2 separate regions of the Homo sapiens genome follow, and region 1 is linked to region 2. Evidence: chromatin loops called from intact Hi-C (ENCODE). Cell type or tissue: dorsolateral prefrontal cortex. All regions are shown on one strand. Each heading gives the region's core, and the rest is flanking DNA. Links, peaks and the distances in the headings are about the cores only.

Region 1 (8,975 bases), core at 976-8,975, 150 kb after region 2:
TGGGAGGCTGAAGTGGTAGGATTCCTCAAGCCCGAGAGTTTACGGCTGCAGTGCCAGTATCTGGGTGACAGGAGTGAGACCCCCATCTCTAAATGAAAAAACTATTTTTTTAAAAAAAGAAAACTGAGGCCGGGTGTGGTGGCTCACACCTGTAATCCCAGCACTTTGGGAGGCTGAGGCCAGCTGGATCACCTAAGGTCAGGAGTTCGAGACCAGCCTGGCCAACATGGTGAAAACCCGTCTCTACTAAAAATACAAAAATTAGCCAGGCATGGCAGCGGGCGCCTGTAGTCCCAGCTACTCAGGAGGCTGAGGCACGAGAATCACTTGAACCTGGGAGGCAGAGGTTGCAGTGAGCCAAGATCGCGCCACTGCACTCCAGCCTGGATGACGAGAAAAAACTCCGTAAAAAAAAAAAAGAGAAAAGAAAATTGAGGCTTGGCACAGTGGCTCACCTCTGTAATCCCAGCACTTTGGGAAGTGAAGGCCAGCCAGATCACCTAAGGTCAGGAGTTTGAGACCAGCCTGGCCAACATGGTGAAATCCCGTCTCTACTAAAGATACAAAAATTAGCCAGGCATGGTGGCAGGGGCCTGTAATCCCAGCTACTCGGGAGGCTGAGGCAGGAGAATCGCTTGTGAACCCGGGAGGCAGAGGTTGCGGTGAGCTGAAATCGTGCCACTGCACTCCAGCCTGGGCAAAAAGAGTGAGACTCTGTCTCAAAAAAAAGATTATATATATATGTGTGTATATATATATATAATTATAATATCTATATGTATACATATAATATCTATATATATAATTATATAATATATATATAGATTATATATATACACATATAGATTCCACAAGATGGGGGATTCAGGGAGGGTAGAATCAGACCCTTGGCGGCAAGAGTCCGCAGGTGGCTTCCTGAATGCTGACGGAGCTAAAGCACCAGCCTTCTTTCTTGAGCACACCCTTTTCTGTAGGGTGCTTTTGTTTTTTTATTTTTTTTCAGACGGAGTCTCACTCTGTCGCCCAGGCTGGAGTGCAGTGGCGCAATCTAGGCTCACTGCAGGCTCCACCTCCTGGGTTCACACCATTCTCCTGCCTCAGCCTCCTGAGTAGCTGGGACTACAGGCGCCCGCCGCCATGCCTGGCTAATTTTTGTATTTTTAGTAGAGATGGGGTTTCACCATGTTAGCCAGGATGGGGGTGCTTTTTTTTCCTTGAGATAGTCTCTTGCTCTGTCGTTCAGGCGGGCAGTGGCACGATCTTAGCTCACTGCAACCTCCACCTCCCGGGTTCAAGTGATTCTCCTGCCTCAGCCCCATGAGAAGCTGGGACTACAGGTGTGCGCCACCATGCCCAGGTAATTTTTGTATTTTTAGTAGAGACGGGGTTTCGCCATGTTGGTCAGGCTGGTCTTGAACTCCTGATCTTGTGATCCGCTCGCCTCAACCTCCCAAAGTGCTGGGATTACAGGCGTGAGCCACTGTGCCTGGCCGAGGGTGTTCTTTTGTGAAAGTGTTTTGACTCCTTTATGCCTCATGCCACCCCTGTGAAAGGAAGCTGTCTTCTGCCTGTGTCAGATAAGATCTGCAGTCGGCCCAAAAGCGGAGCTAGACATTAGTAAAGTACAGCGCTTCCTCCAGAGTGAATGATTCCTGGGCTGAGGTAGATCCTTGGGGAGTGCAGCTCACACTTTTATTGCAGAACATGGCCTGAATTCTGCAAGTTATGACTAGCACTGAATAAGGTCCAGGTGTGCAAGGCTTGCAGAGTATGGGGTTAACAGCCCCATTGTTTGCATGCAACTCTAGGAGGCACCATCTAGACTATGTGAATGTGACCCCCGGAAGCATGCAGTGACAGTGTATTTATTTATTTAGAGACGGAGTCTCACTATGTTTCCCAGGCTGGAGTTCAGCTCACTGCAACCTCCACCTCCCAGGTTCAAGTGATTCTTCTGCCTGGGCCTCCCAAGTAGCTGGGACTACAGGTGTGCACCACCATGCCCAACTAATTTTTTTTTTTTTTTTTTGAGATGGAGTTTTGCTCATTGTTGCCCAGGCTGGAGTGCAGTGGTGCGATCTCAGCTCACTGCAGACTCTACCTCCCAGGTTCAAGCAATACTCCTGTCTCAGCCTCCCAAGTAGGTGTGATTATAGGCACCTGCCACCACGCCCAGCTAATTTTTGTATTTTTAGTAGAGACTTTTGTTTCACCATGTTGGCCAGGCTGGTGTTGAACTCCTGACCTCAGGTAATCCGCCCTCCTTAGCCTCCCAAAGTGTTGCGATTACAGGTGTGAGCCACTGTGCCCGGCTCCTTATATTTTTTTGTAGATACGGGGTGGCTCCCTTTGTTGCCCAGGGTCATCTCCAACTCAGGCTCCCAAAGTGCTGGGATTATAGGCATCAGCCACTGTGCTCGGTCAGGTGTGTAGCTGGGATTCTGGAAAGGTGTTTCAGCCTGTTGCCTGAAAGCATTTATGCTGCTGGAGCCCATGGTTGCCTCTACCAGTCTCCAGGCATCACCGTACCAAGACGGTTTATCTGGTGAAGAAGCCCAGCTCTAGTTTCTCACCTAGGCAGGAGGGCCCCATTTCTCCCTAGATAAGTAAGTCAATTTGACCTTTTTGAAAAGAAAGATTGGGCCGATGATGACCTCCCCAGCCTGGCTCACTGAGGCTTAGTCCTGTCCTGTCACCCCATAAAGGGTTTTTTTTTTTTTTATTCTCCCTGTCGCCAGGCCGGAGTGCAATGACGCGATCTTGGCTCACTGCAACCTCCGCCTCCCGGGTTCAAGTGATTCTCCTGCCTCAGCCTTCTGAGTAGTTGGGACTACAGGTGCGTGTCACCACACCAGCTAATTTTTTTTTGTATTTTTAGTAGAGACGGGGTTTCACCATGTTAGCCAGGATGGTCTTGATCTCCTGACCTCGTGATCCGTCCACCTCAACCTCCCAAAATGCTGGGATTACAGGTGTGAGTGAGCCACTTCGCCCAGCCCAAGGCCTTTTTTTTTGAGACAGGGTCTGGCTCTGCCACACAGGCTGGAGTGCAGTAGCGCAATCTCTGCTCACTTTAACCTCTGCCTCCTGGGCTCAAGCCATCCTCCCACCTCAGCCTCCTGAGTAGCTAGTCGTGTGCAGCAGAGGCTGAGTTTTTTTTTTTTTTGTTTAAACCCTCAGCCTCTGCATGGGAAAAGAAAGAACTACAGTCCTTGAACCTTCCCTTACTAATGATTCTCGTACATACAGCCTCTTCTCAGGGCTAGGCAAGACAGTAAGGCACTGTGTGCTGACCAGTTCATTTAATCTTTACAACAAATCTGGGAGGTGAGCCGCATTTCACCAGTGACGGTAATGGAGGCCCTGTGTAGCTCAGAAACTTGCCAAAAGCAAGCACAAGGACCCACACCTATTGCCACAACTAGAGGGAGCTACAATTTCTAGGGACTACTGGAGTTTAAAACAGAATCGAGGCCCTGTCCGAACCCGCGGAAGAATCACTGATAAGTCAGTCTCCTCTGTTCATGTTTCATAGGTGAAACGTGGATAATCACATGCACCCACTGAGGCCCGTTAAGAAAAGCCGATGAGAGACAGGAGAAAATCCAAGTGCCTTGAACATCTTGAAGGCCCCTTTTGCTCAACACCCAGTCCCTGGATGTGGCTGGGGTTCGGAGTTAGAAAGCATTCACTAAGCACTTACTCTGGGCCAAGAACATGCACTGCCTCATTAACTCTTCTCTAGAGCCCACAAAGCCAGTTACTGTGCTAAAAAGTATTTCACTTGACAGTTCTTTTCAATGAAATAATAATGCACGTAAAGTGCTTAGCAGTGTCGGTGCTTATTACCATTAGACCAAGAAAGCCCTGCCTAGGGTAGAAGCACTAATCTGGTGGGGCTGACCAGGGACTCCAGCCTTATGAAACATCTAGGCCATACACTTCCCGCATTTCATCGGCAGAGGGCAGTGGCAGGGACCGTCTTCCACACAAAGCCCGATGCAGTTTTCCCGGCGTCCATCAGAGGGCGAGCCAGCAGGTAAGCTGGATCCTGGGGCCAGACCCAGGCAGCGGCCCTTCTCTGACTGGTCCTTTCTTTGCCTTCAGTTTGGTTGAGCCTCCCAGGGACCTAACCAACCCAGGTAAGTCAGGCTGGAAGCAAATTAATAAATACAATTCCGGATTTATTAAAAATCAGGGCTCCCCTGCTGTGCCCTCCTGGCACTAAGGAAATAAATAACCAGAGGGGGCACAGCTAGGTAAAGGGGGAAAAAATCAGATCTCAAGACAGACTCTTTGAACTACCCTTTCTCCCTCCCCAATTCCCACCCCCTTATGGCTCTTGGGACATAGCACCTGAGCAGGCACCTCAGTCCGTGTAGAGTGTGACCGGCACCAAGGCATGTCTGCCCTACCCAAGAAGGGAGACAGGCCCTGGGGTCACTTGTTTCCAGCCCTTCATGACCCCAAGACCTGTTCCCCACAGGGGCCAGGGCTGAAGCACCAATTGGAGGCACCTGAGGGTGGTGGCTGGGGGAGGGAGGATGGGGTAACAGAACCTAGGCAGCAGAAGCAGCTGACGGGGGTCCGGCCCCCTCTCCAAGTTCAGCCAGTGCCTGACTGAGGTCATGCCCCATCGTCCTTTCCCCTCGAACCCCACCTGCACTCAGCTGAGGATCTTCCGGGGCAGTTCAACAGCAGCACGGATGAAGACTGCATCATCCCGCACATAGTTTCGCTTTCGAATGTCCTGGTGGGAGATGAACTTGGGATAACCAAAGCCCAGAGAACTCTCATCCAGGGAGCCCCGCCACGTGCCTGGCTTCTGGAAATTCTTCCAGTTTGGGTCGGGGTGGAAGGTCTCAGTGACGTGCTGTGGTTTAGCCAGCCCAGGGTCGCTCTGATCCAGCAGGGAGAAGGTGACACGGCGGGCAAAGGGCCACTCAAGGAGATTGTCAAAGGCACCAGGCAGCACACGAATGTACAGTGAGAGGTGTGTGCCCTCACCACTGCCATTGCCATTGAGGAATGCAGACACCTGCAGCTTGTAACCATACTTATGTGTGTAGAAGGCTGGGCTGAAGCACTCAAGGTTGGGCTTGGCCTTGGCCTCCTGTAGCCGCCGTCCATAGCTGCCAATCTTCCAGATGAGCACGCCATCACTGCCCACTGATAGCTCCTCCAGCTCTCGCCGAAGCTCCTGCAGCTCCTGCCGTTGCCGGCTCACCAGGGCACACATCATGGCCAGATGTGGCTTCACACTCTCCTCCACATGCCGTGCCATTGCCAGCTTAGGGCACTGTTGGCAAAGCCCCAGGCCATGGGGGAAGGGAGGAGAGTTATCAGTAGGGGGAGGTCCAGGGAGAGGAGAGGAGTGGGTACAGGGTAGCAGGCACCCAGCTCTACGTGAGGAAGACAGAGGGTGTTAGGAAGAGGCTGGAGCTGGCAGCAGAGGGAAGGACTGAGGGTTTCAGAGCAGCACAGCAGGGACCACCAAGGCCTAAGTACATCAGAAGCTGAGCCTCTGTCTAGGGCTTCAAGGGCAAAAGGGGGCTGACAGGAAAAGGGGCATCTCACCCTGTGCTTGCAGCCGGAGTCTTTGAATGGGCAGAGCACCAGGGCGGTGTTACAGCTGTCCTTCAGATGGCCTGGCAGGTCCTCCCGAGCCACAGTGCCCACACCACATTGGTTGGGGCAGGCAACAGGCAGCCTTGGGCACTGGTACTGGTGGCTCTGGGGCCACAGAAGTAGAGAGGCAGGAGTCAATATCCTGACTACCTGTCACCTACCCTGCAACCCACAGTTCAGGGAAGGCCTCACCTGGATGGTGTCAAAGACGAACTCCTTAGTGCAGTAGGTGCAGGGCTGAGTGCGCTTGGGGCACTCAGAGGTGGCATGCTGGGCCAGCAGCCGCCGCATCATGCGGGCACCACACTTATTCTCACAGTAGACACTCTCCTGGGGGCACATACCCTCATGGCTCTGGAAATGTCAGAGGTGCTGAGTTAAGAGATGCCTAGGCCATCAGGTACCCCCTCCTCCACATTCAGCCAGACCCCACCCACCTCATAGGCCTCCCCACTGAAGTCACAGCCACAAAACTCGCACTTGAGGCGCCGCTTGGGGCAGTCATGCTGCAAGTGTGCAGGTAGATCACGGCGGCTCAGCTTCATGGGGCAGCGATTAGGGCAGGGAATGACATTGAAGCTGCAGGTATTCAGGTGGCCCTGGTGGGAAGGCTGCAATTAGTGCCTGCCAAGGGAGAGGTGGTGCCAGCCCTCACATCAGAGCCTCACCTGTAGATGACGTAGTGGCCCACTCCAGCGGCAGCCCTCCTCACTGTGGATGCAGCGGATAGGCAGGCCCAATACTTGTACTTCCAGCTCCGGGTCTGGGTAGATCTGGGGGTAGGGATGGGGGAACTGGCCAGGGTCAGAGCTGACTGCAGTGCCCAGTTCCCACCCCTAGACCCAACTGGGCTGGCTCTACCTTGGAGCCTGTAATAGCCTCTCTTGGGCTCTTTGCCCCTCTTGAGTCCAGGGATGAAGGGCACAGCAGGCAGCATCTGCTCTGATGCTGGGTCCTAACATGCCTGCACAGGACGCTTCCTTTGAAGAGGCAGCCAATCAGCCTGCTCAATCCCAGGCTGTCCCTGGGGCTCTGCTTCCTTTCCCCTGGTGGAGGGATACTGGCCCTCAGCCACAGGTCTGGCTTGCCACCGGAAGGGGAGGGAACACTTCTTGCGGGCACAGAGCAGCTCTGTGCACCCCTACAGGCTGGGCATTGTGCATGCCCTCCAGGGCAAACAGGGGCCTCGTTTGCAAACTGGCCTGGTGGGAGGGAACAGGCTACCTTTGTGGAGGCGCACCATCCCAAGGCTTTTGGTTGACACTGGCCCTGAGCCCACTGGCTGCCAGCAGCTCCGGCCTCCAAGGGCAACAGACTGTGCTTGGGCTTCTTCCTGGCAGTGTGGACTCACCTTGGCATAGTCCAGAGGAAGCTGGTCCTCAGGGCACTTGAAGACTCCTTCACTGAAATGGGGGAGGGGCAGGAAAAAGGTTTCTCATTAGGGGAAAGGGAGGCCTGGCCCCACCCCCTCCACTGAGGCAGCCTCCCTTCCTCACCAGACCGGTTCCCAACCAGCCTAGATGAGACAAAAGGGCAAGCAGAGGCCTGAGGGGCTCTACTTCCCCAGGATCCCAGAAGACCCCAGCCCCTGTCCTGGGAAGGGGGGTCTGGGCCTAGAGGAGGCACAGACAGCTGCCTCAGTCAGGACTTGGCCAACAGGTGGCAGCTGGCACCCCCTCCCCCAGGATGGCAGCTGGACTGGGAAAGGAACACGCTGCACAGTCACCCCCTCCCCCTAGGTTAGTTTTCATTGGCTGCGCTGAAAGCTGACTGGGAGGGGGAACAGGGATGGGCTGAGATTAAGTGCGAAGGCTGCCCAGTCCCCAGGAAGGTCCTCTGCCAAGAACCAGGGCAAAGGTCAGCTTGCGGCCACCTTACCCTGCCCTGCTCCTTTGAGGGTGTGTCTCCCACAGAAAAGGGGAGGAAAGGCATGCTCCTTGGCACCTGTTTACATTCCCACCCGGCCCTTGCCACCTGCCTCTGAGAAGGGGTGGAATGCCCCCATTTTACAGATGAAACGAAGAGGCTTACAGGTGAAGCAGCACCTGGCTATGTGTGTCTGACTCCACAGCTCAGACAGGCTCTACTACACCACACACACAAGGAAGAGAAGCTGGGGCAAGGAAAAATGTCCAGCAAGCACAGCTAAGACTCTGGGCACTGCTCAGTGGGCTTCTGAAGCCTGGTGACCGTCCCCTCCTGCTAGCTGCCCGCCTTCTCCTGCACCAAACCCTACCTGGCCGTCAGCACCCAAGGAGCCTGTTGGCATGCTTCTTTCTGTCGACATGCCCTTGCTGACCCCAGCCAGGGCCAGTCACACATGCCTGGCATGGCTCAGGCAGAGCAATGGCTCACCCAGCAGGACTCAGGGCCCTGGGGCAGGGCATTCCTGGCAGGTCTGAGTCAGGTAGGTGGAAGGCAGGCAGGGATCCAGGCGGAACCAGAGCCCACATGGGAGCCCAGTTCTAGAGGCACTCTCCAGGACCCAGGCAGTCCATGCCCCAACTGCCCCAAGGATTTCTAGCACCCACCTCCTCCCCTTGATCCCACTACCACTGGCCATGCTTCAATGCCAAGGACAATACAACCACAGGCACTGAAGGGGTGTGTCTGCCCACAGGGCAACCAGCCTTCCTGGGCCAACCTAACAGCTCAGGCAGGAGTGGGGAAAGAGGGGTGGGCCCAGGGGGAGGGGGTCCACTTGGCTGCTTCAGGAATGTGCTGACTGAGTGGTTTTGGAGAAAGGGAGGGGACAGAGGCAAGTCCCTAGGCTTCAGGCAGAAGCTTAGCCTGCAGCTTGGGGCCCAGCCAGGGCTGTGGACACCCTCACTTGTGCTTGTACCGTGGCGGGTGAGGAGCAGGGACCACCCAACCACCTCTCTCCCCTTCAGAAGCCTCAGCAGCACAGCTCAGGCACTGGGGGATGGGGGACAGGCAGGGCAGAGGCTGCTCCAGGCTGTGCAGTGGAGGCCAAGGCCCAGGGAAGAAGACAGGATGGGGGGAGGGGGTGTGGGAGTGGGAGAGGAAGAGGGGATTTCCGGGAGGGGGAGTGGCAGAGAGGGGGGCCAAGAAGGTGGTGGAAGGAATCCGGCCTGACGGCCCCCTCCCCCGCTCCTTTCCCGAGGCAGTCAGGGTGGGTCAGCTGTGGGGGGGTCGGGGGGCTCAGCTGGCCTCATCTGGAACCCAGAGGGCCGGGGAAGAGCAGTGGCGGAGACAATGGGGCTGTGTCTGTAGGAGAGTAAATGTGTACACTGCCGAGGGGGAGGGGGCAGTCCTGCAGCTTGTGCCGGAGCATATGTGAGGGCAGGAGCCGGCCCAGGCTGTGGGGAACAGAAAACAAAGGGCCT
Region 2 (9,218 bases), core at 656-8,655:
CCGGAGATGCGGTGGGAGGGAGCTTTCCCAACCTGAGGCCTCTCCCAGGCAGTAGGTTTTTGTTCAGTGCCCTGAGGGGAGGGAAGAGGGATTGGGGGTCCTCTCTTTTTCTTCCCTCCCTGTCATTCCTGGAGGAGGAGAGTCTTGATGTGAAATAGCATCCTACCTGGGAAGCTACCTGCTTCCCAGGAGCAGGGCTACCATTTTTCCTGAGGTTAGTCACAGGCACAACAGAGGGAGCCTACCCTAAAGCAAGGGAGGGGACCAGCATAGAAGGAAGCCAAGCCTTGTGGGTGTGTCCCTGTGAATTTCATTATCATCACGGGCCAGTGAGTATCATACCAAGAGGAGCGGTGCTGAGAGGGCAGAGTGAAGGAGTGGGAGAGTAGGGAGTGTGGGACACCAGAAGGAAAGCTTCCCTGAGGAGGTGTCTCCAGCCCCCTTCTGAAAGGACAGGGGCCATGACTGGGGAGGCAAGTAAGGACTCTCTAGGTAGAGTAGCACGGCCTTCTCCATATGTCCTCTCTCCCCTTAGCCCCAGGCCCCACACAGCAGACCACACATCTTATCTCCCCTCCTCCTCCTCAGAATACCAAACATTATGAGCTGTTAAACTACAGTGAGCATGGGACAACGGTGGACAATGTGCTGTATTCATGTGACTTCTCGGAGAAGACCCCGCCAACCCCCCCAAGCAGTATTGTTGCCAAAGTGCAGAGTGTCATCAGTAAGTTGGAGCAGAGATCTGTGGCCACAAAGCTGAGGCCCCAGTCAGGGTGGTTCTGACTTGCTGCCCATGGTCTGTCTCTTGCCTTCCCAGTCCTATTGGCCAAGCTCTACTTCCTCGTGGGCCCAGGGCAGGCCACAGAGAAGCAAGTGCTGAGTACCCCCATGTGTGTACACACCTGTGGGGACTTCAGACTCCACCAACCCTTTCTGAGCATCCTTCCTCCCTAGTCATGCAGCAGTTGGAATGGGGAGATGCAGGAGCCCAACCTTGGCAAACAGCCCACATGGGTTGGCTGCTCACTGTTCCTCTTCTGTGACCATCCCCCTTTTTCCCAGGGCGCCGCCGGCACCAGAAACAGGACGAAGAGCCAAGTGAGGAGGCAGCCATGATGAGTTCCCAGGCCCAGGGGCCGCAGCGGAGACCCTGCAATTGCAAAGCCAGCAGCTCGAGCTTGATTGGGGGCAGTGGGGCCGGCTGGGAGGGCACAGCCTTACTGCACCATGGCAGCTACATCAAGCTGGGCTGCCTGCAGTTTGTCTTCAGCATCACTGAGTTTGCGACCAAACAGCCCAAAGGCGATGCCAGCCTGCTGCAGGATGGGGTCTTGGCCGAGAAGCTCTCTCTCAAGCCCCACCAGGGCCCTGTGCTGCGCTCCAACTCTGTTCCTTAGGACTGGCGGCTACCCCGCCACTGGCCTGTACACCCACCCAAGACTCCTGCAATGCAAAAATGTACACAAACCAAGCCCGGGTGTTTTCTATACTCTACCAGAAACCCTTCAACTACAATCTTTGCATGAAATGAAGAAAACCTTTTGACTGTTTTTTAAAAATCCTTTTTCTTTTCTCAAGTTCTAGGGGGCATTTGCACATATATTTGTACTCAACATTTCATGGGAAAGCGGCAGACCTGAGCTGAGGAACAGCGTGGGCAGGGAGGGAAAGACCCAGGGTCTGGACACTTCCTCCAACACAAAACCCTTCCCCACCCACCTCCTGCTCCCTCCCCCTCGCCCACCATTGTAAAATAATCAGAAACTTGTTCTATTTTGTGGCAGTGACAATAGTTTTATATTAAAAGAAAAAATACAGTTTTCATACAGCAAAATCTATACAATATCATTGTTTTATTTAATATAAAGATCGCTACCCACCTTCCTTCCATGGTTCCCACCCTCCACGTTATTTTCCCTTTCTGCAGCGGTTGCACTACAGGTAGCTACTGTGTATTATGGACAAATGAGAAATGAATTCTTTTTCTGGCTGTCCATCTATTTTATTTCAAATAAGGAAAAGTGTATTTGGATTTTGTGTAAATACATCTAGTGATGACATTTTTTCAATGTTTTTAAAAACCGTGTACAGTACTACATGTGGTAGAGCGTTTTCTCAAATTGTCTATTGTAGCAAAAATGTTTTTGTCGTAAACCTGTTTTGTCTCCTTTTTTTGTTCTCTTGCCACTTCTCTCCTCTTCCTCCTGCCCCTGGTTCCCTCCTCTCCTCCCACCCCCACAACCAGTACCAATGTACATAGTAATTGTAATGTTTTAGACTTTACAGAAACTTTCCTGTATTCTGTATATAAAAAACAAAAATACTTCAAATTGTTTTCTGACTGTCTGTCCTACCTGTCATCACCCTTAGAGGAGACCCTCCCCTAGATCTGGGTCTAGCAGGTGGGGGGCCTTTTGAACAGGTCTCATTCCCATAGGGAAGTTTGGTAGGGGAGGTGTTGGAGAAAAGTGAGCCAGGGTGGGTGGATGACAATGGAATGACATGGGTGCGTCTGCTGGCCCGGGGGGAGCTGTTTCTCCAGAGAACCCTGACTGATAGTGGAATCTAGTCTTGACCTGTCACTTCTAGTCATGTGATCTGCAGTCACACTTCTCTACAACTGCTATTCCTCATCAAAAAACGAGTCTGCTGCATTACCTTAATTCTCAAGTCCCGGGGACCTTCATTAAACCAAATTCCATGCTTTCCTCCCAGATCTTAGTGAAAAACTCTCCAGGAAGTTTTCCTGAGGTCAGCCTCCTCAGATGGAGAGCACCTCTGTGTATATTCCAGCACTGTTTGTGTAGGTGCATCTGCTTGTGTGTCAGGATTTTGCCTTAGGGATAGAAAATGAATATTCTACCCCCAGCCTCATCCCACAGCATCTACAATGGAAACCCGAATCCGCAGTGCAGCTAAATAGGAAACTGGCCCTGGAATCTGAGGTCTGTCCCTGACTTTCATCTGCCCATGCAGGCGTCATCACTCTGCTCCCGGTGCCCTAATGGGCTTTTTGAACTCCCTAAGGACAGAAACTTGTATATCTTCCACTCGGAATTTCCAAGTCTAACTACACTGCTGGGCACACCATAAGTGCCAAATACCAGGTTCTAAATTGTACTGAATGTATCAGGCAACGGCCTTCTGCCCTGGAATGGTCTTACCCATTTGTTCCTAGCCAGCCCCACCCTTCCTGCCATCATGGTCACTTGTAATTGAGTGATGGAGCTTCTCTGCCTGTCTCTTATCACCTATGAGAACCATTCCAAAGGCAAATTTCCTCCTGAAAGGCAATAACAGATTTTACTCTCTATCTCTTCCTGCTTCCCTTCAGCCATGGAAGGCACTAGTGGGGTTGAGGTAGGGAGATACAGAGGGGGAATGAAGGAGTGAATTCTGACACCCCTTAACTGCCTGTGCCACCTTTAACAGTGTCCTCTCTAGCCTGTGTGGGGAGAACACGGAAGAATCCTAGAAGCTGGGGGCTGGATGTGAAGATAAGAAAACGAAGGATTTGGCCCAGTGCAGAGGCTCACACCTGTAATCCCAGCACTTTGAGAGGCTGAGGCAGGTGGGTCACTTAAGGTCAGAAGTTTGAGACCAACCTGGCCAACATAGTGAAAACCCTTCTCTACTAAAATACAAAAATTAGCCGGGTGTGGTGTCACACACCTGTGATCCCAGCTACTCTGGATTCTGAGGCAGGAGAATTGCTTGAACCCGGGAAGCGGAGGTTGCAGTGAGCCGGGATCACGCCACTGCACTCCAGCCTGGGCAACGAGAGTGAAACTCCGTCTCAAAAGAAAGAAAGAAAGGAAAGAAGGAAGGAAGGGAGGGAGGGAAGGAAGGAAGGAAGGAAGGGAGGAAGGAAGGAAGGGAAGGAAGGAAGGAAGGAAGGAAGGAAGGAAAGGAAAGGAAGGAAAGGAGAAGGATTTGTGCAGAAGGGAAGGAAGGAGAAGGATTTGTTCTTAGAGGGAAAAGCATCTAGGACTAGACTCAAAGACACACGTGTATTCATGTACACACCTAACTTCAGAAGGGAGGGACTGTGCTACATACACCTCGAGTAAACATATGGAGATATGCAAGCACATGCACTGGCAGAGACTACAGATGCAGGCACATACCTGGAGGGACTCTGCCAGAATGCACACAAACACCTACAAGGTGCTTACAGGAGCTCACACACAGGATCCAGAGGCACGCACACAACCCAAAGGGTGATCCTCAGGGACATGGGCACATACACACCTAGAGATCATTCACATACAAGCGTTGCAGATGCATGCACATACCTAGCGTGCACTCACAGGGTGTACGTGGACACACACACCCAGGAGTTCACACAGGCACACACCTAGGGGGCGCTCCCAGGGCCCAAGCGCACACACTCACCTCAAAGGTGTCCACAGAGGCACACGCCCCCAGGACGCCGACGCACGCCTAGGGGGCGCTCGCAGGGCCGGCGCGCACCCGCACGCGCACACGCCCCTGCCCAGCCTCCTGCCCGCCTCCGCCTTCGGAGGCTGACGCGCCCGGGCGCCGTTCCAGGCCTGTGCAGGGCGGATCGGCAGCCGCCTGGCGGCGATCCAGGGCGGTGCGGGGCCTGGGCGGGAGCCGGGAGGCGCGGCCGGCATGGAGGCGCTGCTGCTGGGCGCGGGGTTGCTGCTGGGCGCTTACGTGCTTGTCTACTACAACCTGGTGAAGGCCCCGCCGTGCGGCGGCATGGGCAACCTGCGGGGCCGCACGGCCGTGGTCACGGGTGAGTGCGGAGGCGGGTGAGTGCGAGCTGGCGGGGCGCGCGGAGAGGAGGCCGGGCCGGCGGTAGCAGCGGCCCGCCGGGCTCAGCTCAGCTCGGCTCCCGCCCGCGGTCCGCAGGCGCCAACAGCGGCATCGGAAAGATGACGGCGCTGGAGCTGGCGCGCCGGGGAGCGCGCGTGGTGCTGGCCTGCCGCAGCCAGGAGCGCGGGGAGGCGGCTGCCTTCGACCTCCGCCAGGTGAGAGGCAGCGGGGGCGCGTGGGACGGTGAGCCGAGAACCCGCCGGGACACAGAGAAGCCAGCAAAGGGGCTGCGGAGGATCCGGGTCCAGGGAGGAGAGCGCGGCGCGGGCGGCTGAGCGCGAAGAGGGAGTGCACGGAGCGCTGGGGTCACCCGAGGAAGGCGCACCAGAGCCGAGTGGGGGAGGGGCTTCCTGAAGGCCGTAATTGCAGTTCTGAGACGTTTAAGCATCAGTAGAAGTTGGGTTAATGATCAGTAGGAAAGGGAACAGCAGAGGGCACAGCATAAGCAAAGGCTCTGAGGCAAAGAGAGCTGGACTGATCTGAAAAACTGAGAAAAAGATTTAATGAGGCTGGAGCACAAAGTATGAGGAAGATGGGCAAATGAGGGGGCTGGAGAACATTCTAGAGCCTATTGAGAAGCTTGGATTTTATAGATTGGGCAGCAGAGACCAGTGGAGACCATGAACAGCCCTCAGTAGGCTCCGGACTGTCAGAATAGCCTTTGGAAGGAACTCCTTTGTGGCTGCGTGGTGCCTGGAGTGGGGGGGCAAGAGCGGGAGAGAGGAGACCAGTGAGAAGTTACAGATTTTAGGGTAAATGGTAATGGGGAAAGGAGGTGATAATAATAATAGCAAGTACCTACCCAGTGCTGCTAGAGTGTATTTTACACGTTAACTCCTTTCATCCTCACAAAAGCTCAGTGAGATTGGGACTGTTGTTATTATTATTCCCTTTACGCAGTGAGAGAACTGAGACCCAGAGAGATTAAGTATCTTGCCCAAGGTCACACTTTAGTAAAAGGCAAAGTCAGGATTTGAATCCACACACTTATCTAGTACACTCTAAGACACAGGGGCAGATTTTAGTAAACAGTAGGAGATGGACTCTCAGAATTTGGTGCCTGGGGAGAGGGAAGAGGAGAGAGATGCCTGGTGACAAGCCCAGCCCTTGCCTCTCCACAGGAGAGTGGGAACAATGAGGTCATCTTCATGGCCTTGGACTTGGCCAGTCTGGCCTCGGTGCGGGCCTTTGCCACTGCCTTTCTGAGCTCTGAGCCACGGTTGGACATCCTCATCCACAATGCCGGTGAGGGGCAGCAGGCCCTGCGTGGGGGTGGGGTGGCGGGTGGCCAGGGGCAACTGCCCCCTCCAGCGGGGGCCCTGCTGGGGCCAGTGGACACATGGGAAGGATGCCCCCTTCTCCCATCTCATAGATAGGGATGCCAAGGCTGCAGAGCTCCTTCTGGAGCAGCCGCTCACATTTAGCCTCTGCCCCAGGTATCAGTTCCTGTGGCCGGACCCGTGAGGCGTTTAACCTGCTGCTTCGGGTGAACCATATCGGTCCCTTTCTGCTGACACATCTGCTGCTGCCTTGCCTGAAGGCATGTGCCCCTAGCCGCGTGGTGGTGGTAGCCTCAGCTGCCCACTGTCGGGGACGTCTTGACTTCAAACGCCTGGACCGCCCAGTGGTGGGCTGGCGGCAGGAGCTGCGGGCATATGCTGACACTAAGCTGGCTAATGTACTGTTTGCCCGGGAGCTCGCCAACCAGCTTGAGGCCACTGGCGTCACCTGCTATGCAGCCCACCCAGGTGAGGTCTGGTTCTTTGGCTTCCGATTCCCCTCTCCTTTCCTTGCCCCATCCTGTGCCCCCCACACCACTACCGCCTCCCCACCCTCCATCCCTCATTGAGTCACAGAATCTCAGGGCAGCAAGGAAGCATAGTCCAAGGAGAGACCTGTTCCTTGCTGCTCTTGGAACCAGGTTCTCCTGGTTTAGGTTCTTCCTCTCACACCACAAGCCTGGGTCCTCAGCCCTGGGGGGTATATGGCCATGAATAAGACCTGGATTCCCACCCCCAGGAGCCATCTGCACTGACTGAACTGATAATGATGATGATGATAGCTAATAATTCATCCAAGAAGCATTTACCGAGTACCTACTCTGTATCAGGCATTACTTGCAGTGCTGGGGATATAGCAGTGAACAAAACAAAGACCCTGCCCTCATAGAGTTTGCATTCTAGTTTGGAGGAGAGGGAGACAGCCAATAAATATATACGATGAGGGGTGGTGATAGAGTGCTCTGAGGAAAAAGGAAACAGCAAGGGGCAAATGGAACGGGAATATGGTGTGGCAGTCAAGGAAGACATATCTATAAAGGTGACATTTGAACAGAGGTCTGAAAGATACATGGCTCACTGGGGAGATGCCCAGAAAAAGAGAGAACAGTGCAAATAATAAGTGCAGAGGGGCTGGAAGCGGTGGCTCATGCCTGTAATCCCAGCACTTTGGGAGGCCAAGGCTGGTAGATCACTTGAGGTCAGGAGTTCGAGACCAACCTGGGCAACATGGTGAAACCCCATCTCTAGGCTGGGCGTGGTGGCTCACACCTGTAATCCCAGCATTTTGGGAGGCCGAGGCGGGCAATCACAAGGTCAGGAGTTCGAGACCAGCCTGACCAACATGGTGAAACCCCATCTGTACTAAAAATACAAAAATTAGCCAGGTGTGGTGGCGCGCGCCTGTAATCCCAGCTACTCAGGAGGCTGAGGCAGGAGAATCGCTTTAATCCGGGAGGTGGAGGTTGCAGTGAGCCGTGATCACGCCACCGCACTCCAGCCTGGGGGACAGAGCAAGACTCCATCTCAAAAAAAAAGAAAAAAGAAAAAAAAAAGAAAACCTGTCTCTACTACAAATACAAAAATTAGCTAGGCATTGTGGCTATCACCTGTAGTCCCAGCTATTCAGGAGGCTGAGGCAGGAGAATCGCCTGAACCTAGAGGTGGACGTTGCCAGTAAGCTGAGATCTCGCCACTGTACTCCAGCCTGGGTGACAGAGCGAGACTCTGTCTCCAAAACAGAAAAAAGTAAGTGCAGAGGCCCTAAGGCAGAAGTTCCTGGTGTGCTTGAGAAAGGCTAATGTGGCTGGAACAGAGTGAGGGGGGAGAGTGGCAAGAGGTGAGGTCATAGAGAGGCACTGTGTCCTGTAGGGTTTGGAGGGAGGTTCACTATAGGCATTCTGGCTTTTACTCTGAGTGAGATAATTGGGGATCCAGAGCAACACTTTGTCTTATGGAAGAGGTTATACCAGGATAACAAGATCTGTCATATTCATATTACCATACTGCATTTTAGATAGTCACTGCCTAAGGCTCATTAGTAATTATAATAGCGATGATCACAATTAGCCTTTATTAAGTCTTTATTACACTCCATATCACTAATGTCCAAAATAGTGGCTGGTATACTGCAAGTACTTAATAAATGCTGGTTAAACAAGGAACAGGACTTGAGCTAGAAGAAAAGATGGAGAGAGACTGAGAATTGTTTCAGACATGGGACACAGCATGAACAAAATCTGGGATGTGGGGTGAACAAGCAGTCTGGATGGAAGCGAAGAGGCTTCATGCAGGAAATGAGTGAAGTCACCTCGCAGAAGCCCCGAATGCCTGGTAAATACTATCCTGGTTCCCTTGAAACCAGATTCTGTCCCTGTTCTTCTAGCTCTGTTCTATTTTTTTTGTTGTTGTTTTTTTTTTTAAAGAGACAGAGCTTGACTATGTTGCCCAGTCTGGTCTCAAACTCCTGGGCTCAAGTGATCCTCCTGCTCCGCCTCCCGAGTAGCTGTGACTGTAAATACACACCACTGTGCCTAGCCCGACTCCTTTCTTTCTTCCTGCCTACAGGGCCTGTGAACTCGGAGCTGTTCCTGCGCCATGTTCCTGGATGGCTGCGCCCACTTTTGCGCCCATTGGCTTGGCTGGTGCTCCGGGCACCAAGAGGGGGTGCCCAGACACCCCTGTATTGTGCTCTACAAGAGGGCATCGAGCCCCTCAGTGGGAGATATTTTGCCAACTGCCATGTGGAAGAGGTGCCTCCAGCTGCCCGAGACGACCGGGCAGCCCATCGGCTATGGGAGGCCAGCAAGAGGCTGGCAGGGCTTGGGCCTGGGGAGGATGCTGAACCCGATGAAGACCCCCAGTCTGAGGACTCAGAGGCCCCATCTTCTCTAAGCACCCCCCACCCTGAGGAGCCCACAGTTTCTCAACCTTACCCCAGCCCTCAGAGCTCACCAGATTTGTCTAAGATGACGCACCGAATTCAGGCTAAAGTTGAGCCTGAGATCCAGCTCTCCTAACCCTCAGGCCAGGATGCTTGCCATGGCACTTCATGGTCCTTGAAAACCTCGGATGTGTGCGAGGCCATGCCCTGGA

What was found. Hi-C counts contacts between places; a loop is a spot of excess contacts. Peaks named below come from ENCODE experiments on the same cell type or tissue, not always from the same donor. Only the 100,000 strongest peaks of a DNase experiment are listed, where the experiment ranks them.
Region 1: it touches region 2 in a loop (2.5-fold over the local background); 18 of 110 quality-filtered maps call a loop at or near these places.

What each region holds. Positions count from the first base shown.
Region 1 is chr17:28,745,269-28,754,243 of GRCh38, reverse strand. TRAF4 (TNF receptor associated factor 4) reads right to left here. Exons shown (of 7, transcript NM_004295.4): 2 at 6,980-7,031; 3 at 6,297-6,401; 4 at 6,066-6,227; 5 at 5,821-5,982; 6 at 5,578-5,733; 7 at 3,288-5,299. The coding sequence ends at 4,667. Among named protein-coding and RNA genes, the nearest start is that of TRAF4, 5.7 kb to the right of the region's middle. RefSeq lists an enhancer at 6,154-7,153. In dorsolateral prefrontal cortex, for the core only: CTCF peaks have their summits at 3,786, 3,989 (motif pointing right), 6,548, 6,781 and 2 weaker places; DNase peaks (open chromatin) are centred at 4,003, 6,806, 7,353 and 8,913; H3K4me3 peaks cover 3,905 bases; H3K27ac peaks cover 6,804 bases.
Region 2 is chr17:28,898,365-28,907,582 of GRCh38, reverse strand. DHRS13 (dehydrogenase/reductase 13) reads left to right here and starts at 4,504. Exons shown (of 5, transcript NM_144683.4): 1 at 4,504-4,765; 2 at 4,882-5,000; 3 at 5,967-6,090; 4 at 6,282-6,593; 5 at 8,691-9,218. The coding sequence starts at 4,639. The coding sequence ends at 9,142. PHF12 (PHD finger protein 12) reads left to right here. Exons shown (of 15, transcript NM_001033561.2): 14 at 589-727; 15 at 1,066-2,333. The coding sequence ends at 1,400. RefSeq lists an enhancer at 1,237-1,737 and silencers at 4,282-4,911, 5,413-5,605. In dorsolateral prefrontal cortex, for the core only: CTCF peaks have their summits at 4,219 and 4,427; DNase peaks (open chromatin) are centred at 1,042, 4,532 and 5,002; H3K4me3 peaks cover 2,288 bases; H3K27ac peaks cover 4,553 bases.